Linked DNA regions of Homo sapiens: region 1 is linked to region 2. The links are chromatin loops, found by intact Hi-C in ENCODE. Cell type or tissue: OCI-LY7. All regions are shown on one strand. Each heading gives the region's core, and the rest is flanking DNA. Links, peaks and the distances in the headings are about the cores only. Region 1 overlaps SMAD5 (SMAD family member 5). Region 2 overlaps SPOCK1 (SPARC (osteonectin), cwcv and kazal like domains proteoglycan 1).

Region 1 (10,828 bases), core at 1,091-9,090, 910 kb after region 2:
ACATGGTGAAACTCCGTCTCTATTAAAAATACAAAAATTAGCCGGGTGTGGTGGCACATGCGTATGATAATCCCAGCTAGTCGGAGGCTGAGGCAGGAGAACTGTGAGCGAATTGTGCCGCTGTATTCAATCCCGGGTGGCAGAGCGAGATTCCGTCTCAAAAAAAAAGGGGCAGGAATAAAATAACACCAAGGAAAATGTAAGAGTAATCACATGGTCTATGTAGGCAATTTAAAATAATTGGTTAACTTTTTTTTTTTTTTTTTTGAGATGGAATCTCGCTCTGTCATCCATGATTGAGCACAGTAGCATGATCTCGGCTCACTGCAACCTCCACCTCCCAGGTTCAAGTGATTCTCCAGCCTCAGCCTCCCGAGCAGGTGGGATTACAAGCACCCACCAGCAAGCCCGGCTAATTTTTGTATTTTAGTAGAGATGGGATTTCACTATGTTGGCCAGGCTGGTCTCAAACTCCTGAGCCTCAGATGATCTGCCTGCCTCGGCCTCCCAAAGTGCTGGGATTACAGGAGTGAGCCACTGCGCCCAGCCAACTATTTTTTTAATAGAATAGTTTAACTTTTAAAACTCAATTCTGAGTTTTATATGGCAAAGAATTCAGATGAGAAGAAAGAGAGGAAAATAAATCAATTCTGAGTATTCAATGGCAAAGAATGCAGATGAGAAGGAAGAGAGGAAAATAAACCACTGTAAGCCCAAAGAAGTCTTAAGAGCTCAGATTTTAAAGTTTATACAAAGTTTATACATGTAGAGGCCCATTCCTAAAGACAGGTACAAATGAGTTGCATGAAGTTATAAGAGTAACATCAGGAAGATTAGAGCTAAGAACGAGCAGAAGGTTATAGAAAAAAAAAAATGCTAGGCGAAACTAAAAAGGCAATTTTGGTTAAAAGGAAAAGAGGAACCAGAAAAGCACTGCCTCTGCTCAAGGCAGAAGACGTATTGTTGCTAACAGGTGGTTCCAGGCACTGCCGTTTAACTTTGATTTTCTTTTTGTCACTTTTTTGGCAAAAAGAAAGGAGAAAATACACATAATCTGACTGAAATGAGAAGAAATTCTAGTGAAAAAGGTATCTACAAAGGTGAGAAAATGTGAGTATCAAGTTCCTCTAAAGGGGCTCAGTTGTTTGGTTGAGACAAATTACATTCCAATGGACATCTAACATATAACACTATTAAATGGCACTATGATCTCTGGAAAATCAGGAGAAAAGAAAAGGAGGTTAAGTGGAGTAAATACAGTCCATATTTTCAAAAGGAGAATAAAGTGGAGTAAATACAGTCCATATTTTTAAAAGGAGAAAAATAATACTATTTATTGTGTACGGCCTAATGTTGTGTGCTAAAATCATTACATGTATTGTCTAATTTAATCAACATATTAATAATTCCAGCATATCATCCCTATTTTGTAAATGGGGAATCTCAGGCTTAGAGATTTAAAAACTACCTACATTGCAAAGCAAATAAGTAGAGAAACAGGAATTCAAATCCAGAAATTCATGTTCCATTTTTATGGTAAATGAAGGTAGATTTTAAATTATAGGCAAATTAATATAATGAGATTTCTTGATAAATTCTAGACATTATAGAAACATTAACAAAACTATTAGGGGTCTGGAAATTTAACTGCTCTTAGGAATACAGAGCACTCAATATAACACACATTCAGTATTATCACAAACATAGAAAACACATAAAAACACATTGTTTTAAGAAACGTATAAAATAGCAGTACATATTTCTAAACTTGGGACAAACTAAGGAGGTTAAGGTCTCAAACCAAAGTGGCATTAAAGCCACAATGACACCATAAAGATATACAATTTTTCATTTGTCAATTATCCAAAAAAAAAAAAAGATAAAAAAAATACAGAACAACCCACAGTGAGATATCTCTTCATACCCATTAAAATGGTCAATATCTAAAAAATAGAAAACAAGTGCTGGTGAGGATGTGAAGAATATGGAATCCGTGTGCACTGTTGCTGAGAATATAAAATGGTACATCCACTGTGGAAAACAGTATGGCTGTTCCTCAAAAAAGTATAAATATAATTACCATGTAATCCAGTAATTGTACTTCTGGTATATACTCAAAAGAAATGAAAGCAGGATCTCGAAGAGATATGTGTACGCCCATGTCCACAGTAGTATTATTCACAATAGCCAAAAAAGTGAAAGCAATCCAAGTGTCTATCAATGGATGAATAGATAAACAAAATTTGGTATATACATACAACGGAATATTACTCAACCTTAAAAAGAAATGAAATTCTGACATTGCTACAATATGGATGTGCCCTGAGGAAAAATAAGCCAGTCACAAAAAAAAAAAAAAAAAAAAAAAAAAAAAAAAAAAAATTGTATGATTCCATTTATATGAAGTACTTAGAGTGGTCAAAATCATAGAGATTAGAAAGCAGAGTGGTGGTTGCCAAGGGCTGGGGGAAAAGGAGAATAGGAAATTTTTATTTAACAGGTATAGTTTCAATACTACAAGGTGAAAAGAGCTATAGAAATGGATGGTGGTGATGGTCACACAACATTATAAATGGATTTAATGCCACTGAACTGTACACTTAAAAATAGTTAAGATGGTAAAATTTATGTTATATATAGTTTGCCATAAAAAAACAAACAAACAAACAAAAAAAAACAGGGCCAGCCTGGGCAACACTGTAAGACTCCATCTCAACAACAACAAAAAAATTGGCCAAGCATGGTGATGCATGCCTGTAGTCCCAGCTACTCAGGATGCTAAGGTGGAGGAGCACTTCAGCCCAGGAGTCTGAGGCTCCAGTGAGCTATGATCACGCCACTGCACTCCAGTCTGGACATGACAGAGCAAGACTCTGTCTCTAAAATAAATAAATAATTTAAAAATTAAAAATAAAACAAAACAACAAAAAAATAGGGGGAAAAACCTTTATAGGAAAGCTTTAGCAATCAAGACTATGAGGTATAGATATGTAAGCCAACAGAGTCCTGAAATAAACCCTGGCATTTACAGTCAATTGATTTCTGACAAAGATGTTAATTCAACAAAGAAATGATACTCTTTTCAACAAATGGCAAAGCCAACTGGATTTCTATATGCAAAAAACTTAATGTAGACATTTACCATATACCACATACAAACTTAACTCAAAAGGAACCACTGACCTAATATAAGAGCTAAAACTATAGAACTTCTAAAATAAAACATAAAATAATATTTTCATGACCTTGGGATAGACAAAAATTTCTTGAATTCAACACCAAAAGCATAATCTAGAAATGAAAAAACTGACAAAATGGATTTCATCAAAATTTAAAGCTATTACCCTCAAAAAGACGTCATTAAGAAAATGAAAAGAAATCCACAGACTGAGAGAAAATATTTGCAAATCATATATCTGATAAAGGATTCATATCCAGAATATACAAAAAATTCTTACAACTCAGTAAGACAACCCAATGGGCAAAAGATTTAAAATAAACACATCAAAGAAGATATATAAATGGCCAACAAGTACATTTAAAAAATGCTCATCATTGCTCATTAGAGAAATGCAAATTAAAACCACAATAAGCACTTTACACCCACTAGAATGGCTATAATTAAAAAGCCAGACAATAACAGGTGTTAGGAGGATGCAGAGAAAATAGAACCCTCATACTTTGCTGGTGAGAATGTAAAATGGTACTGCCGCTTCAGAGAAGTTTTATAGTTTTCTTAAGTAGTTAAACTTACCATGTTATTCAGCAATTGCACTCCTAGATATCTATCCAAGAGAAATAAAACAATATCCACAAAAAGACTTACATGCGATTTTTGTTTGTTTTTTTGAGATGGAGCCTCGCTCTGTTGCTCAGACTGGAGTGCAGTGGCACTCCACTCTCAGCTCACTGCAACCTCAGCCTCCTGGGTTCAAGTGATTCTCCTGTCTCAGCCTCCAGAGTAGCTGGGATTACAGGCATCTGCCACCACACCCAGGTAATTTTTTATTTTTATTGTATTTTTAGTAGAGACGGGGTTTCACCATATTGGCCAGGCTGGGGTTTTGAACTCCAGATCTCAAGGGATCCACCCGCCTTGGCCTCCCAAAGTGCTACGATTACAGGCGTGAGCCACTGAGCCCAGCTGCAAATGTTTATAATAATCAAAATACGGAAACAATTCAAATGCCCACTGACTGGTGAATAAATGTGATATATTTATATAAAGGAGTACTGTTAAGCAATAAAAAGGAACAAACTATTGATACATGCTACAACACGGATGAACCTTGAAAAAACATGCTAAGTGAAAGAAGACTACATTATTACATGATTCCAATTATATAAAATGTTCAGAAAAGATAAAATCTACAGGTACAGAAAACAGATTAGAGGGTATGTGGAGCTGAGGATAGGAGTGAGGATAGACTGCAAATACGCAGAGAAACCTTTTTAAAGAGTTAGGGAAATATTCTAAACCTAGACTGTGGTGCAAAACTTGGTGTATTTACCAAAATCTTTGAATCATACACTTAAAACAAAAAAATTTTATAGCATATAAATTATACCTCAATAAAGCTGTTTTTAAAAAAGTAGCCAATAAGTTAAAAACAACTACTACTATAAAATAAATGAAGTGAGTACTTCTCTTACCCCTGCTGGATATACTGGGCATAATCTGAGGAATCATATTATTGCTTGTATCCATAGGCTGGGAATTATCTTGACCCATCTGATCATCAGGTGGCATATAGGCAGGAGGAGGCGTATCAGCTAAGAGGAAAAAAAATAATAATTAAAATCTTCATTCTGCTCAAAATTATTACTCTAAAAGCTTTAGAAAATTCTTAAGATTACCAGCAAGCTTCATTACTGAACATCACACACAAAAAAATGTAGGATACTATCCTAGGGCAAGGGAAAAGGAGAACAGACAGCACACCTAATGGCAATTGAAAACCTACTACAAATCCACATTTATTTAGCCCAGATCCCTGGTAATCCAGGATACAAGGATCAGTCCTAAAATTCACTGAAACAGAATTCAAGGTCAAGAATTTTGCCTTTATTTTTATGTGTTCAGAGAAACTACAGCTATTACATATCAATCTGAAGTACAGATTTTCCTCATTTGGGTATATATCTACTACAGAGACACTTTTAAATTATTAAGATCAGCACATACTGTATACTGTCATTTAAAACTGGAAAGTAAAACTATGTCCCTTCAAAATTTGCCATCAACACTAACAGCAATTGTCTAACGCTTGTGCAACATCCAAATATGGCTGTTGTGTCCTATTAAATGGTTAGGTAATTCACTTAGGAAACTAAATGTTAACTAGAAAATCTTTGAGTTTCAACACTCATAGTTGAAAATTTTGCAAAAGCTACAGCTATACTTTTTTGTCTCAGTAATTATAAATAAGAACCGAATTTGTCTTTCATCCCAATGTTTTGTACAGGATGTATTTTGAGACAGAACTACAATTAGCACTGAATCTAAGACAAACTATGAAAATTTGTTTTTGAGCAAATTCCTAATAGCAAGTTAAACAGCTGGCACTTAATTTCTCTTCAAAAGAAAAAACTATACCAATTGATATTTTGCTGCAGTAGAGAAATCACAAAGAATATACTGTAGGTCCTTGAATAATGTTTTGTTCAATGGTGTTTTGTTCAGCATCATTTTGTTATGATGCTGATGAGAAAAAAAATCCATTCCCAGCCAGGGCCACGTCTGTGTGAGTCTGAACATTCTCCCCATGTTTGTTTGAGTTTTCTCTGGTTACCCGAGTTTCCTCTCACATCCCAAAGATGTGCACATCAGATGAACTGGCATGCATGTCTAAACAGTCCCAGTGTGAGTGCCGGGGTGTGTGTGAGTGCACTCTGTGATTTAATCACGTCCCATTCAGGATTGGTTTCCACCTTGTGCCCTGAGTTGCTGGAATGTGCTCTGGCTACCCATGACCATGAATTAGAATAATTAAGTAAATAACAGTCTTGTTTTTATTGATCTTTCTTAAAGATATGCACAGCTCACATTTATTTCAATGTTTAATATTAGAAGAGTCTTGGGTCTTTATTTATAAATTTAGTGATATTTTTGTGACCAGAAATATACCACAAGAACTTAACTCTTGTTTATATCAACTAGCCTATGATAAAACTGGCTTTGTAATATGCTGTTTCAGTTAAAGTCAGTTTCCAAGACGTTATCAATGACATCAAGTGAGGACTTACTGTACTTATATATGACTCTGCCTGACAACAGCAGGTGTTCAAATATTTCTTGACAGTGACATACTGACATGTCCATATATGACATGCCATTAACAAAATTTAGAACTTTACAAAATCTACTTATCTTTCTCCAGTGAAATCAGTTCATCAGTTATCTAACTAAAGATAACCAGGATTCATTTTAACTTCTAAAGTCTTAAATAATTTGAAAAGCCACACAGTAAAGGTGAAAGATCACAGACTTTAGAGTTAGACAAACCTGGGTCTGAACCTCTAGTTCTTAGCCCTACCCTAGGTAAGGTACTTAAAAGTTTAAAATTTACTTTAGAATTTCTTTTTCCATCTGTAAAACAGGAATATCTATCTCACATAGTCATTCTGAAGATTAAATTGAATGCCATAGCTTTCATCACAGTATCAGTTATATAAAAGACAATAAATGGTACTGAGTGTCATAAAATAGAAGAAAATATTTAAGTCAAATAGGGCTACTTCCATTTTTTAAACATACGGTAATTGGCAAAATAAAATCTAAACTCTTCTGGAAATCAAACAATTACCTAAAGAATAAAGAGTCAGAAACAGCTATTATACCTTGGCATGTAACAGTTCACCCAGAGGGCCCACAGTAAGAACAACTGTGATTCTTAGGAATTTTTTTTTTTTTGGTATCAATAAAATAAAGTCTTACCTGGGAGCTGAAATGGACTTCCTGGTCCAGAACTTGCTGGGGAGTTGGGATATGTGCTGCTAGCAGGAGAAGGGGGATAAGGGCTGTTTGGAGATAAGGGAAAAGGAGTGTTGTTGGGCTGGTGGAAAGAATCTGGAAACGTGGCATTTTGTGGCATGTGTGGTTCATTGTGGCTCAGGTTCCTAAACTGAACCAGAAGGCTGTGTTGTGGATTGAATTCATTATGACGAGGCACTAATACTGGAGGTAAGACTGAAAAACAAAAATCAAAAGTCATTTGTCAGGAATGACTAAACAAATGCCCCATCCACACTAAGGGGTTGGTAGAAAGGATTCATGTAAGACTGTAAACCTATTAAAACAATTTACTTTTAGAAAGGGCTGTTTTATAGAGCCCTGAATCTCTATTTACATAAAAACTGAATCCAAAACTCTGTAAGCATTTAGCCTGCATAAGGTACCCTGGAAGACAGAAAATCCAGAGAAAGATACCACTCCTGTTCTATGAGATAAAGGATATTAAAAAACAACCATAAAACAGAGAATTTAACACAATAGGAGTTAAACAGAGGTGAGCGCTCCCAGCTAGCAGAGAATCAAACAAAATACTGTAAGAAAAAAACATACCTGACTGAACCTTAAAGATACAGGAGGATTTCACATGGGAGTACTAGGGCTGGGAAGAGGTAGAAGGGGAGGGTGGCAGAGGAGATGAGAAAATCAGTTGGCCTACGCACTGAACAAGGAGTTAAGACTACAGAGTGAAGTTGGAATCTGTTATGTGAATGCCCTAAAAACTTCCACATTTCCAATTATGAACACTTTGATCTTTCTTAGTTTGAAAGATCTCATGTTTTACGTTGTTCAGTACGGTTTTCCATATTGAATATGGTAATATTCTCTAGGTAAAAGCCTTCCAATCAAAATCAGTCTTCTAAATATGACCATAATGAAAATATACACAACAAAGTCTAAACATTTTTAACAGATACATTTTTAAGAGATAAACTTTATTCAAATATTCGCTTTCTCTAAAGACCCAAGTGACCAATCACATTCAAATATCTGATTACCTTTCCATGCAGGAAACTGAAACAAACCTGATTCTTCAAACATTTACAACTCATCTCATTAACAATTGTCCTGTATCTGTCAATGTAGTTTCACTTAGAAAAATCTCAACTTAATTCTGATATCATTCAGCATCAACAAAATGAGTTTGTTTTTAAGCTACCTAAGTCACACTTCACCTCCCTGAAGTAGGGATGTACACAACAATCCAGTGTTTCTGTTAAGTCAGTATTTGTGCTATTTTTGTCTATTGTTTCATTTCATTCTACTGCATTAGTATACTAAATATGTGGTTAACATCTGACTACAATCGTTTTGTTCTACTGTGTGTTAACAACTGCTATTCCCCTCGCAGAACAAGAGGCAGCTGCCATTGGAGAGAAGGGCATTAGGCAGCAAGAATTTCTACATTTAGCAGGCTAGCAATCTGAGAGACTTAGTGAAATAACTACTCAGGAATTCAGTTCAGTAAGAATTTGCTTTTTTTTTTCTTTAGAGGTATGCTAAAATCACTGGCTTCTCTTTCACTTGTACATTATCTATGCACGATTTTTAAAAAATTATTTTATATCATCCAAAATAATGTTAATATGTGGACAGTTTAAAAAAAGACATGCTATTAGAGATTATAACAAAAACTGCAATTCCTAGCCCCCTCCCATATACTGTTTCTATAGAAAACAAATTTAAACTCTTAGCCATCTCTTATAACATTTACTTTGTGTACTGCTAAATAATATGCTTATATTGCTATTATTAGTCAAGATATTATTTGTAGACTTGCTCTTAGGGCAAATGAGGCAGCATTCTTTTATTATTCTATCCCACTCCCATCCCCAAAATAGAGTTAAATATAACATTTTGCTTAAATCAATATCCAGTATTCATATATACATACATGTAATTCATTGCTGAATCAAGTGTACTATGAGTCTACTTTTTCTTGAACAATGTTTTTACTAAAGTTAACCATTGCCTTGTTTCTTCATTTGTTTAATTTTAAGTACATTCCACTAATATTTCCAGAATTCCAACAGATCTGTTAAACGCCTATCATTACTATTTCTTGGATACAACAAATAATCAAATAATTTATTCACTCTACGTTTTCCCTTGGATCTTCCATCTTTTTTTTTTTGAGATGGAGTCTCGCTCTGTCGCCCAGGCTGGAGTGCACTGGCGCCATCTCGGCTCACTGCAAGCTCCACCTCCCGGGTTCACGCCATTCTCCTGCCTCAGCCTCCCGAGTAGCTGAGACTACAGGCGCTGACCACCACGCCTGGCTAATTTTTTGTATTTTTAGTAGAGACGGGGTTTCACCGTATTAGCCAGGATTGTCTCGATCTCCTGACCTCGTGATCTGCCCACCTCGGCCTCCCAAAGTGCTGGGATTACAGGCGTGAGCCACCGTGCCAGGCCCAGATCTTCCAACTTTTGGTTCCAACCTATATTGGTTACTGCTCAAGTCTCCTACAAGTCTGAAGTCCTTGGACTTCCCTTCTCTACTGCTGGATCACATTTCCTGGACCTCATCCTCTATTAGTGTCCTAAGAGAAAGTAAAAAGTTGAATTTTCTTGACTTCCTGCATGTATAAAAATTTATTTTTTTTGCTTGTCGGCAGGCAGATAACATTTCCTTCTGAATTTTGACAGCACTACTTTACTTTCTTCTAGAATCCAGAACTGCATTGAGAAATCCAGTATTCTGATTTCTAGTCCTTTATATGTTTCCTGTCTTTCTTTTCTGGAAAGTTTTCAGAATCTTTTTTTTAATCTATGATATACAAAAATTTCATGTGGGGCTTTTTTTATCCTTTGTTCTGATTACTTGGTCACTGAGCCCTTTCAATTTTCAGTTTGGGGAAGTGTTTGATATTATTTCTTGGAAAATTTTCTCTCTGCCATCTTCCTCAATGCTCTATTTCCAGAATATATTATTCTATTAGAATTGATATTTAATTTGAAACTGATTCCAGGCCACTTAATGTTTTAACAAGTACTTTTTAAGGCACCAACTCATCTAATGCTCATAACAACCTATTAGGTAGGTAGTATTATTACCATTTTACAATGAGGAAACTAAATCTCAGAAAGGTTAAGGCTTGAGGTAGTATTTGGTAAAACCAGGATTCAAATCCAGAAAGCCTGGCTCCAGAACCCACAGTCTTAATCAATAGACAATACTGTCTATTAGATCAGGGGTCCCTAACCCCCCCAGTTCATGCTCTCTTATGAACCAGGCCATACAGCAGGAGGTGATGGTGAGAGAGAGTGAGCGAAGCTTCATCTGTATTTCCAGCCACTCCCCATTGCTCTCACTACCGCCTGAACTCCGCCTCCTGTCAGATCAGTAGCAGCATGAGATTCTCATAGGAAAGCAAATCCTATCGCCAACTGCACATATGAGGGATCTAGGTTGTGCGCTCCTTATGAGAATCTAATGCCTGATGATCTGTCACTGTCTCCCATCATGCCTGGATGAGACAACCTAGCTGCAGGTAAACAAGCTCAGGGCTCCCACTAATTTGACATTATGGTGAAATGTATAATTATTTCATTACATATTACAATGTAATAATAGAAATAAAGTGCACAATAAATATAATGTGCTTGAATAATCCCAAAACCATCCCCCAACCAATTCTATGGAAAGACTGTCTTCCATGAAACTAGACCCTGGTGCCAAAAAGCTTAGGGTGCACTGTATTCAACTAAACACCTAGGACCACCTAGGTTGGCCCTCTATTTTTCTTATGTTCATTATCTCTTTCTAACTATCCTCCATCTTTTTATCTTTTTGCAAAACTTACTCCACTATAT
Region 2 (10,828 bases), core at 1,537-9,536:
CTTGAGACCACATAATTAACCTCTTAAGAGCACAGACTTTAGAATCAGATAGCCTGGATTTGGACTCAGGCTTCGCAAGGTTAGAGCTGGCTTTCATTGGCCAAACGACATCTGTGAGCCTCCATTTCTTCATGTGTAAGATGTATGTTGTTATCATTTTTATCATATAGGGGCTGGGGTGAAAATTAAAGGAGAAAATATAGGTAAAACTTTTAGCACAATGCCAGGTTCATGATTAGTTATATTAAACCTTGTATACATTATGAAGAATTAGAAGCCATTTCTACCAGCACTGTGAAGAATAGAAATATACTTAGTGCTCGTATCTGTATTATGAAGAATACATAGACATATGACACAAATATCCTGAAGTCTAGCAGCTAAATTATAAAATATTAGAGGGTAAGAGGAAACCAGAAGAGCAGGCATGGGACGGTGTGTTGTTGAGTGGGGTGGGCTGGAAATGTCACTGGAGCTAAGGGGGGTCTGCAGGAGTAGGAGTGGTCAGGGTCATGTCCAGAGGAGGACACGCCTGGGTGGGGAAGGTTTGGGATGGGAAAAGAAAGAGGTATTCAGATGAGGCAACATCAGAGTGAAGCAGGGACGGGGAGGAGGAAGAAGACAGCTATTAAGGAATTGTTGCATGTTGTTGAAGAGTCAGAGCAGTGTTGTTGAAGAAGCAGCATCAGTACCAGATGGTGACCAGCATCAAAAGGGAGGACTTGAGTTTTGATCAGGGCTTGAGAGCAAAATGTTAGTTTGGGATCTTTGGTACGACATTTCACTAAGTCGGGGGGGGGGGGAATCAGATGGGATGGTAGGAGAGACAGTCAAAGCTTTCCATCTGTTGGACTGTGACAGTCCAGATACCATTCATGGACCTAAGGAGTATCAAAGCCTGGAGATGGATAGAGATGACTTCATTTGGCCAAGTGCATTGGAGATGACAACAGAGCTGTGTCGATTGTTCAGCAGGTGGTTAGATGGGTGGGGCTGTCCCTCCATCCTCCTGCCCATGCATCTATATAGCTGTCCAACATTTATTTAGTACATACTCTTTTTTAGATTCTTTTCCAGGCACTGGGGCTAACCAAGTGAATTAAAACCTAGTCCTCATGGAACTCATAAGAGAGACAGGCAAGAAAGCTGTCATTGAAGTACAGGGCAAGAGACAGAGTGTTAGAGGTGGGCAGGTGCTAGAAGTACCTAGGGATGCCTACTGCAGGCTCCTGGGGGAGCTGTAGACAAAGCAAAGCATCCAAGAGGAAGCCTCAAGGGACATGGCCGAGGAGACCGAGGGGGAGTAAGCGTGGTCTGCAAGCTGGGTCACAGTAAGCATGTGTTTGGAGAGACATAAGAGATGTGAGTGGAGAGATATGTGGGGTACAGATCTCTGGGGACCTTTTCTGCTGGGCTAAAAGTCTTTACTTTTTGTCTGAGGATAGCAGGATACAAGGAATGGTTGTAAGCTGGGGTAGGGTGTCACAAACACATTTGCATTTTACAGAGATCAGTCCGGCATGGAGAAGCTATTGGAGGAAGAAGAGAATGAATGTGGGCTTTGGGGTATGGAGGAAGGAGCAAAGATTAATTGTCTACCATGTGCCAGGAATGCTGCCAGGCACTAGAGATCTAGAGATCATTAGTTATCCTTTCTACTTCCAGGATGGCTGCAGGAAGTAGGGATTATCTTTAGTGAGGAGGAAATGAAGACTTGGACAGGTTATGTAAATTGACCTGCCTTTAACCCCAGTAAGCAGTGGCGCCCTGGGTGTCAGATTCCCTACTAGGTTTGTAATGAGAGATGCAGACAGATCCTGGGCAGAGAGTTTCTCCCTACCCACCATCACAGCTGGAGAGGTGTGAGTCATGATAGAATCAGGTGCCACCTCAACTTGCCCTCCACCTCCGGTGAATTCTGTCTGTGGAGTAAACTGCCCGAGCCAGTGGGGAACAGGCAGCATGGAGAGGAGGCTTAGTGTGGGCTGGGTCCCCTGCAAGGAAACCAGGACAGCTGGAGAGACAGGCATCTCGAGGGCATTTATAGCTGCAGAGACATTTTAATTTTAAGCAGGTGCCAGCACCTCAGAACATCCTCTTCCTTTCTCCTAGCGCTGCCTGAGCCCACATATCCAGGCTGGGCGAGAGACATGTGAACGAGGTCTCTGCTCCCACATTGCCTCTTGCATCTCCCAAGTCTCTCTGGGATGTTTTGTGCTTTTTTCTATACTTGAAGCATCTCCTCTGTTCTCCTCCTTGTATTTCTTCTCTCTTTTCTTCCCTCCTCTCCTCTGCCATGCCTCCTCTACAGCTTTCTTTTCTTGCTCTCTCCTTCTTTCATTCTTATTTGTGTTCTTTCCTTTCTTACCCTTTTCCTTCTCATCTGTAAAATGAAAGTGATAGTCTCCAACTTCCTAGAGTTTCTGGGAAGATGATGAATTTATTTCAGCAACCTCTTCCTGTCCACTTTCAAGGTACAGCTTATATGTGGCCCTAGGGTGTATGAGCATGGACAGCTCTCTCTAGGAGCTTGCATCAGGTGGGAGTCAAGTTCGGAGACCAGATCCTATGAACAGAACTGTCTTCTGAGGCCCTGGCTGGGCCGCTCTGGACTGCTTGGGAGAGCTCTGATGATCACACTTCACAGTTAATCTGTTAGCTAGGAATAGCTGCAGGCCTTTATGCCTCCAGGAGAGGCTAAGTCTGGCTGCTGTCAGCTTCTGGAACACAGAAGGTGGCCACATCACCTGATTCAGGTCTGTGAGCTGATCAGCTTCACTTCTGTAAGTTGGCTTAGCTAATTGCAACATGTTAAAGTGGCTTTGACTAACATCACTATCACTAGTGACAAGTCACAGTTGACAAGCAAGGGTTGTATTTGGCTGACTCCATTTCTTCCCTGCCGGTCAGCACCACACAGCCGCCAGCAGGGCACCTCCTGTTCTCTCTCCCTTTCCCGAGCTCTGGCATAATTTCTGTCTCCTCTCTGTCCTCCTAGGATTCCTGTAAAGGCTTTGCCAAACCCCTCACTGTTGTAGAAGTCTGTGAGTCATTACACATAGCACTGGACTAGGGAGAAGTGAAGGGGTTGAATTAAAAATTAAATCTGCGGGGGCCGGGCGCGGTGGCTCACGCCTGTAATCCCAGCACTTTGGGAGGACGAGGCGGGTGGATCACGAGGTCAGGAGATCGAGACCATCCTGGCTAACACGGTGAAACCCCGTCTCTACTAAAAATACAAAAAAATTAGCCAGGCGTGGTGGTGGGCGCCTGTAGTCCCAGCTACTTAGGAGGGTGAGGCAGGAGAATGGCATGAACCCAGGAGGCGGAGCTTGCAGTGAGCTGAGATCATGCCACTGCACTCCAGCCTGGGCAACAGAGCGAGACTCTGTCTCAAAAAAAAAAATTTTAAATCTGCTACTTACTCACCTTGTGTCCCCGAGGCAGTTATTTGCTTTCTCTAGTTTCAGTTTCTTCATCTATAGAATGAATGTATTAACACCTGCTCTTAATCTATAGAATGAATGTATTAACACCTGCTCTCACATAGGGTTACATAAGATATATCCCATAAATAAACAAAAAATGTATAAGACACAGATGGTCCCTGACTTACAATGGTTCAACTGAAAATGGTATGACTTTAAGATGGTGCAAAGGAGATATGAATTTACTAGAAACTGTACTTTGGCTACCCGTCAACCATTCTTTTTTTTTTTTTTTTTTTTTACTTTCAGTCCAGTATTCAATAAATTACATGAGATATCCTACTTTTTATTATTAAATAGGCTTTATCTTAGATAATTTTGCCCCACTGTAGACTAATGTGAGTGTTCTGAGTACACTGAAGGTAGGCTAGGCTAAGCTATGATGTTTGTTGGTTAGACATATTAAATGCACTTTCAATCTCTGATTATTTTTACCTTAAGATGGGTTTATTGAAATGTAACCCCATAGTAAGTTCAGGAGCACCTGTACTTGTGATATGCTAGGCTCTAGTCAAAGATACTATTTCCTTCAAGAAGTAGATATGTAAACAGATAAGCACTGTCCAGTGGTGAGTGCAATGAGAGAATTGTCCTGGGGCACAGAGGCAGGAGCCTCAGAAAAGCTTTCCTGGAGGAAAGGCACTGGAGCCCCGTTCGGAAGAGGGGAGGGCTGCAGCTGGCCCAACTGTGGGCCTTCACTGAGAGCCCTTCGGGTCTGGGCTCTCTGCTGCATCCAGGCCTTGCATGGTGAGGCTGTGCATGGTCCCACCTCTCTGATGTACAGCAGGTTGTCCTCCCTCCATGGGGCCAGCCATCTCCTAGAGAGGATGACAGGCCCAGGAACTTCAAGTCCTTCCTCATCTGCACTATTCTCCGAAATCCCAGTTAAGTAAAAAATCCCACAGAAATTTAAAATGTCAAAATAGTGTCCAGTCCTAACAAAATCCCAGGCAGAGGAGATAACAGGGAAAATGTCCAGAAGTGAGAACAGTGGAGGTGAGCCAAGGCAGTTCCCCTTGTGTGCAGTTTGGGAGCTTAAAGCAGGGGCCAGGAGCCTGCTGGGGGTGGGCCTGCACGTGCAGGTCAGGGCTGCACTCCTCTCCACGGTGCCGGCCACTCTTGGTTGCATTGCCTGGAGGACAGCAAGACTCTCCACTGGTTTCGTCACACAGTTTAGAGAAACTATTCAGCCTTGCCTCTAAAACCAAGCCTGTGACAATCTGTACATGAACTGGACTGAAACTTACCTCCTCACTCACTAGAAAAGGGTGTGCTAAATCACTGACAAGATAAACAAGGTAAGAAAATGAGCAAAGCTAATTGCTGATATCAATCAAGAGAATTTTGTGCTTCTGGAAAACCTGGATCACTTGGCCCTTTAACAAATCCTTACTGAAGGTCAGCTCTTTACCAGGTGTAAGCCAGCCTGGATACAGCAGGAAATAGGATCCAGTCCCTGCCCCGAGAGCCGCCCTCTAGCGGGAGCTGCAGGAGGGACAGTAACTGCAACACCTGAGAGTGGCAAGCCACTGGGGAGGGAGGAGCTTAGGGAGGGAAAAGAGGAGTGGTTTCTGGGAAGAGTTCTCCTAGCACCACTGGGCAAAGCAAGTTAAATTTTCTTCCCCTGGCTATTAGTTTAATAATTATTCAATGTACAGAGCATTTAAAGAATAATGCAATGAATGCTGTATACCCGTCATTAAGATTTGACAGTTGTTGCAGTGGCTCACACCTGTAATCCCAGCACTTTGGGAGGATGAGGCGGGCAGATCTATTGAGGTCAGGAGTTCGAAAACAGCCTGGCCAACATGGTGAAACCCGGTCTGTACTAAAAATACAAAAATTAGGTCGGGCGCGGTGACTCACGCCTGTAATCCCAGCACTTTGGGAGGCCGAGGTGGGCTGATCACGAGGTCAGGAGATCGAGACCATCCTGGCTAACACGGTGAAACCCCGTCTCTACTAAAAATACAAAAATTAGTCGGGCGTGGTGGCGGGTGCCTGTAGTCCCAGCTACTCGGGAGGCTGAGAAAGGAGAATGGCCTGAACCTGGGAGGTGGAGCTTGCAGTGAGCCGAGTTTGCGCCACTGCACTCCAGCCTGGGTGACAGAGCGAGACTCCATCTCAACAACAACAACAACAACAACAACAACAAAATACAAAAATTAGCAGGGCATGGTGGCAGGTGCCTGTAATCCCAGCTACTAGGGAGGCTGAGGCAGGAGAATTGCTTGAACCTGGGAGGCGGAGGTTGCAGTGAGCTGAAATCATGTCACTGCACTCCAGCCTGGGCAATAAGAGCGAAACTCAGTCTCAAAACACAAACAAAACAAAAAGATTTGGCAGTCGTTAGTATTTTGGCACATTTGTGTACTCTTGCTTTCTGTATATACATACGTACTTTCCCCTGAACTAGTTAGAAGTAATTTGCAGCATTGTGACACCTCACCCCTAAGAAAAGGGGTGTTCTCTTATATAACCACCTTAACCTTAGTAGGTATTATGCCTGTAAGAACATTCCATAATATCACCTAGCATATAGTTCACATTAACATCACAGAAATTCTTCCCCAAATGTTTGTATAATAATGTGTTTTGTATAATAATTATTAGTCAAGGTTCTGTTAACTTTCACTCATTTCATTTGTTTCCGATTTTTAATTTATTTTAATTAGAAATGATTACTCTAGTATGATAATCCACCTGCCCCAGGTTTGTTTGGTTTGCTTTTAGAGTTCAGACTGTTATAAAATGTCCTCAATTTTGGATTTGTCTGTTTCCTAATGCATAGAGTCGGGTTCAACCTTTTTAATACAGTGCCTCACAGGTGCTACTGTGTATTTTCTTTTGTTGCATATTAGGAGGCACATGCCAGCCTGTCCCGCCGCCAGTGGTATTAGCTTGGACCCTTGGTCCCTTTGTTAAGGGGTGACTGCCGTTTGTTTTATTGAAAGTGTGCATTTTCTTCTTTGTGTAATAATAACACTATAAGGAGACATTTTAAGACTGTGTGAATGTTTCATTCTCTAATAACTTTCACCCAAAATTTTTAGCAAATATTAAATGGTCCTTTTCTGACTCAATTAATTACATGAGGAGTTTCAAAATGGTGACTTTCTAACTCTAGCCTTTCTTTTAAATTTTGTAGCTGCTATTCTCTTGTAAAAAAAAAAAGCATTTTCCTCTTTTACATTTTTAACAGCTTGGTCTTCAAGAAGTTTAAGGCTCTGACTTATTTGGAAGCCTTAACTCATAGAAATGTGTGTGTACCACACAGAGGGAGAGAGGGAGAATAAAAGACTGTGCCGTGGGTCACACACAGGCCAACCATCGGTTCCACTAAGATGGTCCTTCCCGCTCTCCTCATCCCTCTCTAGCTTCCTCACTGTTTCTCAAGTGTAGTCAAAATCTTCTACCCTGGGCCTTTGTGCTTCCTTTTTCCTTGACCCTCCTTCCCCAGAGAGCTGCATGACTCACTTTATTCTGTTCTCTGCTCAGATGTCATCTTTCCAGAAGATTTACTGATCACACCATACATCATTCCCTCTCCTTTATTCTCTGTCTCTTTCTCTCTCTTGCTTAATTCCCTGACTCCCATCAATGCCTGCCATGTGAACTTCATGGAAACAGGCCTTTGTCCCATTGGTTCTACACCTAGACCAGGGTCTGGCCCATAGTAGATGCTCAGTGAATATGTGTTAAATGCAGAAAGGAACACATGTATTTATGGATGTTCAATAAGGTTCTAAATGAGACCAAAGACCTTCCCTTGTTTCTGTGCATAGCTTCTTCCAGATGAACACTGAGCCACTCAAGCTCTGTGCAGAAATGGGTGGTTATTCTCCCGTCAGCCAGGAACAGCATGTTGGCATCTGACTGGTGCAGTCAGCAGCCGCTCACTTCCTGCCCAATTATTAAAGCCGGCAAAGCCTCAGGATTGCTCCCCTCCACCTACTGTGACATGATTTTGGGTGAATAAAAACAAATCAGAATTCATCAACTGTGAACAAAATTGTCAACTGTGAACTGTCAACAGTCTGGCTTAAAAAATGGATGATAGGTTGATGAAATACAGTGGAGAAAGCAATTTGAATAAAATGTTAAAAATAATACCCAAAGCATGAGAGGCAAAGCAGAGTGTGGTGTGGTAGAGAAATGTACTCGGTTGAGACCTGTGTGAGCAATGAACCAGAAAGAGGTTGTTAGCTGTGCTTTACAAATCATAAAAGAGAAAGATTTACTGACCATTTACGGAAAATATTCACTCATTCCAACCAATGTATTAGAGTGTTATGCAAAATGGAAGGAAAGATTGGTTGGGAAATCTGCTAGCACATTTATTTTTAAGTAGGTCAACATTTTGAGTGTATCTGCCTGTTCATGTCGTCATTGGCTCTTGCTTCTTTTTCTGTCTGCAGTGATAAGGGCAGGCAGGCATCTCTGTTTTAGCAGGTCGAGGGTCTAGAATCCCCAGGGGTTTGTATTTATAATAATATGTTGTGTATGAGTATGGGTTCTAGTATAATGTTTAAAAGTCCTTAACTTATTTCCTAGTTTCTCAACTCTCCTCCTTTAGAGAGTTAGAGTTAATTATTTATTTGACTGCTTCATCATAAAATCAATATAAAGGTTTGAATTTTTAATATTTCCTCTTTTCTGGGCATGCGTCACAACTGATACAACTTGGCCAAGTTCTTTAGGTCCAACTGCTCATATCCTGAGGCTGCTGTTTCATAGTTTTTGTTTTGTTTCTTTCCAGCAGAGCTGAGCCATCTTGGCACAAAGATCTGTGCTTTATAAACCTAAGACAAAGTGTCTTCATTCCTTAGAGTCTCTCTCTTTTTAAAAAATCTGGATGGAAAGAATATTAATTTGTTAGTGCTACTGTAACAAAGCGCCACTAACTGGGTGCTTCAACAACAGAGATTTATAGTCTTTACATAGAGTCCTTAGTGTAAAGCTGGAATGGTGATCAGGTTTTGGCTTCTGTATCTGTTCTTCCCTAGAAAGAACCTGGGAGAAGGGAGGAGGGAGGATGAGGGAAAGTGATTGGGAGGGTAACTTCAAGGGTGAGAATTAGAGAAGTGTTGTGGGAAGAGAACATCTGTGGGAGGCCGTGGGCTCAGGAGCAGAGCTTCACACTCTCAACCCTTCCTGGAGGGCTCTACCCGCACTTGCTCATGGAGTTTTCTGGGAGGTGTGGTTCTAGCTTCGTTGTCACCTCCATAGGAGCCTATAAACATTGTTTTATATTTTATCATAAAGTCTTTGATACATAAAAATGTATATATTATTTATAGAAGTTGTCAAGCTTAGTAACAGAACAAAAGCCTCAGAATCTAATGCTTACTTTATAAAATAAAACATCATCAATGTTTGTGACGCTTCCCTTGGGCTCCTGTCTGACCAGTCCTGCTGCCTTCCCTGGGGAGGTGACCCCTATCTTCCTGGTATTTGTCATGGTCCCCTCCCCTGCCAGTTTTTAAAGGAGCTTTTACCACATGTATCTGTATCTCTAAATAGCCTGTTTTAAGCTTTATAAAAAATGGAATTATGGCTGGATATGATGGCTCTTGCCTGTAATTCTAGCATTTCGGGAGGCTGGGGTGGGAGGATGGCTTGAGCCCAGGAGTTTGAGACCAGCCTGGGCAATGTAGTGAGACCCTATCTCTACAAAACATGTCTGTAGTCCCAGCTACTCATGAGGCTGAGGCAGGAGAATTGCTTGAGCTCAGGAGTTCAAGACTGCAGTGAGCTATGATTATGCCACTGCACTCTAGCCAGGGTGACAGAGTGAGACCCTGTCTCTTTAAAAAAAAAAAAAAAAAAGAAATTGGCCTTTTGAGCTACATATATGAAATGCCACATATTGTCCTGAAAGGTAAAAAAACAGATCTGTGCCCTTGAACTTGGATTTTCACTGATACAGATAAGAGATAAGTACTGTTTTCTCTGGTGGTGTCTTTCTGTAGCTAGGGAGGAGACTGAGCTGCCTGCAGAGATGGCCACCAGGGCTGGACAGGAGAGGGGATGCTGCAGGCCAGCCGAGAAAGTGGATTCCAGGAATTACAGTCCACAGGGCCCACAGTCATGGCAAGGCCACCCAGAGAGGCTCATACTCCAATGATAGGCTGGGGTGAGCAGGCAGGCTGAGGGGCAGAGTACTCAATGTGGAGCTCAAAGAGGCGTCTCAGGGAGTAGACATGGGTAAAGGATGGTTTAGGATGAATGTGGTGAGTACTGAGCTCCAGCACTTCCTTCCTTGTGCAGGCAGATTGGTAAGCACCCAGGGACTGGAACAGAGGTCCAGAGCAGCAAAGTGAATTGTGGCTCCCTTCTTTCTGCCTTTGTCATTCAGCAGCTGTTTATTGAACACCTACTCTATGCCAGGGCTCTGTGTATGTCATATCATGCCAGGGATAAAACACTAACTAAAACCTTTTCTTGCTGTTAAGGCCTTCATGGTCTAGCAGGAAGGAAGTCATTCTGTTGGTCAGCTTTTGCTAAGTTATGCTGTAATAACAAATAATCCCCAAACATCATTGGCTTATTATGATAAACCCTATTTCCGTGTTCACATTGTGCGTTAGCTGTGGCTCTGTTCAGAACACTTCAGCTCTGTTCCATGTTCTCTGCCTTCTGGGTCCTGGGCAGAAGGGAACAGCCCTTATCTGGCACATCATTTTCATGGTAGAGAAGAGCAACAGAGGTGATGAAACCAGTGATTCTTGACATGTCTGCTCAAACCTGGCTTGCATCCCTCCTACTAACCACCACTGGTTGGAGTGAGCATGTGGCTAGACCTGGTGGGAAAGTTGACCCTCCTACAGGGAGGTGCTGCTGCAAGACATGGGGCCTGGAGCAGAAGTGTGGATTCCTCTCTCAGAGAGAGAAGAGAATGGGTTGGAGAGGGGGAGTCTCACAGTCTATCACAGATACAATCGGGCAGTAACAGCAATAGCATGATAAGGCTTTATGATAAACAAAGGTAATAATTTTGACTTTATGAAACAAATGGACACATAAAAATATATTTGTTCCCCTAAATTAGCTTTAAGGATTCTTTTAATAAGCCAGAGAACCACTAGTCTGAAACAGAGGATTGTTCCAGAGAACTAGCCCAGAAGAGGCGGAGGAGGCAGCCCGGTCATGGCAGCTGTGTCCGGCTCTGGGCACGTGCACACACGCTGTGCTGAATGAAAGGAAGCTCCTCATGCTAGTGACCTGCCTGCTGCCTTCCCGGCGTTCCACTCGGCTCACCTTCAGTCCACGTGCTCTCTGTAGCACATCCCATACCTGAGGTCCTCTTTCGTGCCCCATCCCTATGGAGACATGTGTCC

The links. Peaks named below come from ENCODE experiments on the same cell type or tissue, not always from the same donor. Only the 100,000 strongest peaks of a DNase experiment are listed, where the experiment ranks them.
Region 1: it touches region 2 in a loop (4-fold over the local background); 1 of 110 quality-filtered maps calls a loop at or near these places.

The regions. Positions count from the first base shown.
Region 1 is chr5:136,157,217-136,168,044 of GRCh38, reverse strand. SMAD5 (SMAD family member 5) reads right to left here. Exons shown (of 8, transcript NM_005903.7): 4 at 6,938-7,189; 5 at 4,654-4,773. Among named protein-coding and RNA genes, the nearest start is that of SMAD5-AS1, 28 kb to the right of the region's middle. In OCI-LY7, for the core only: a CTCF peak has its summit at 4,616 (motif pointing left); DNase peaks (open chromatin) are centred at 3,624, 4,124, 6,274, 8,334 and 1 weaker place; H3K4me3 peaks cover 7,894 bases; H3K27ac peaks cover 8,000 bases.
Region 2 is chr5:137,069,509-137,080,336 of GRCh38, reverse strand. All of the region lies in intron 5 of SPOCK1 (SPARC (osteonectin), cwcv and kazal like domains proteoglycan 1), which reads left to right. Among named protein-coding and RNA genes, the nearest start is that of CTB-1I21.1, 340 kb to the right of the region's middle. In OCI-LY7, for the core only: CTCF peaks have their summits at 4,745 and 4,953 (motif pointing left); DNase peaks (open chromatin) are centred at 3,506, 4,976, 7,506, 7,876 and 2 weaker places; H3K4me3 peaks cover 3,738 bases; H3K27ac peaks cover 7,954 bases.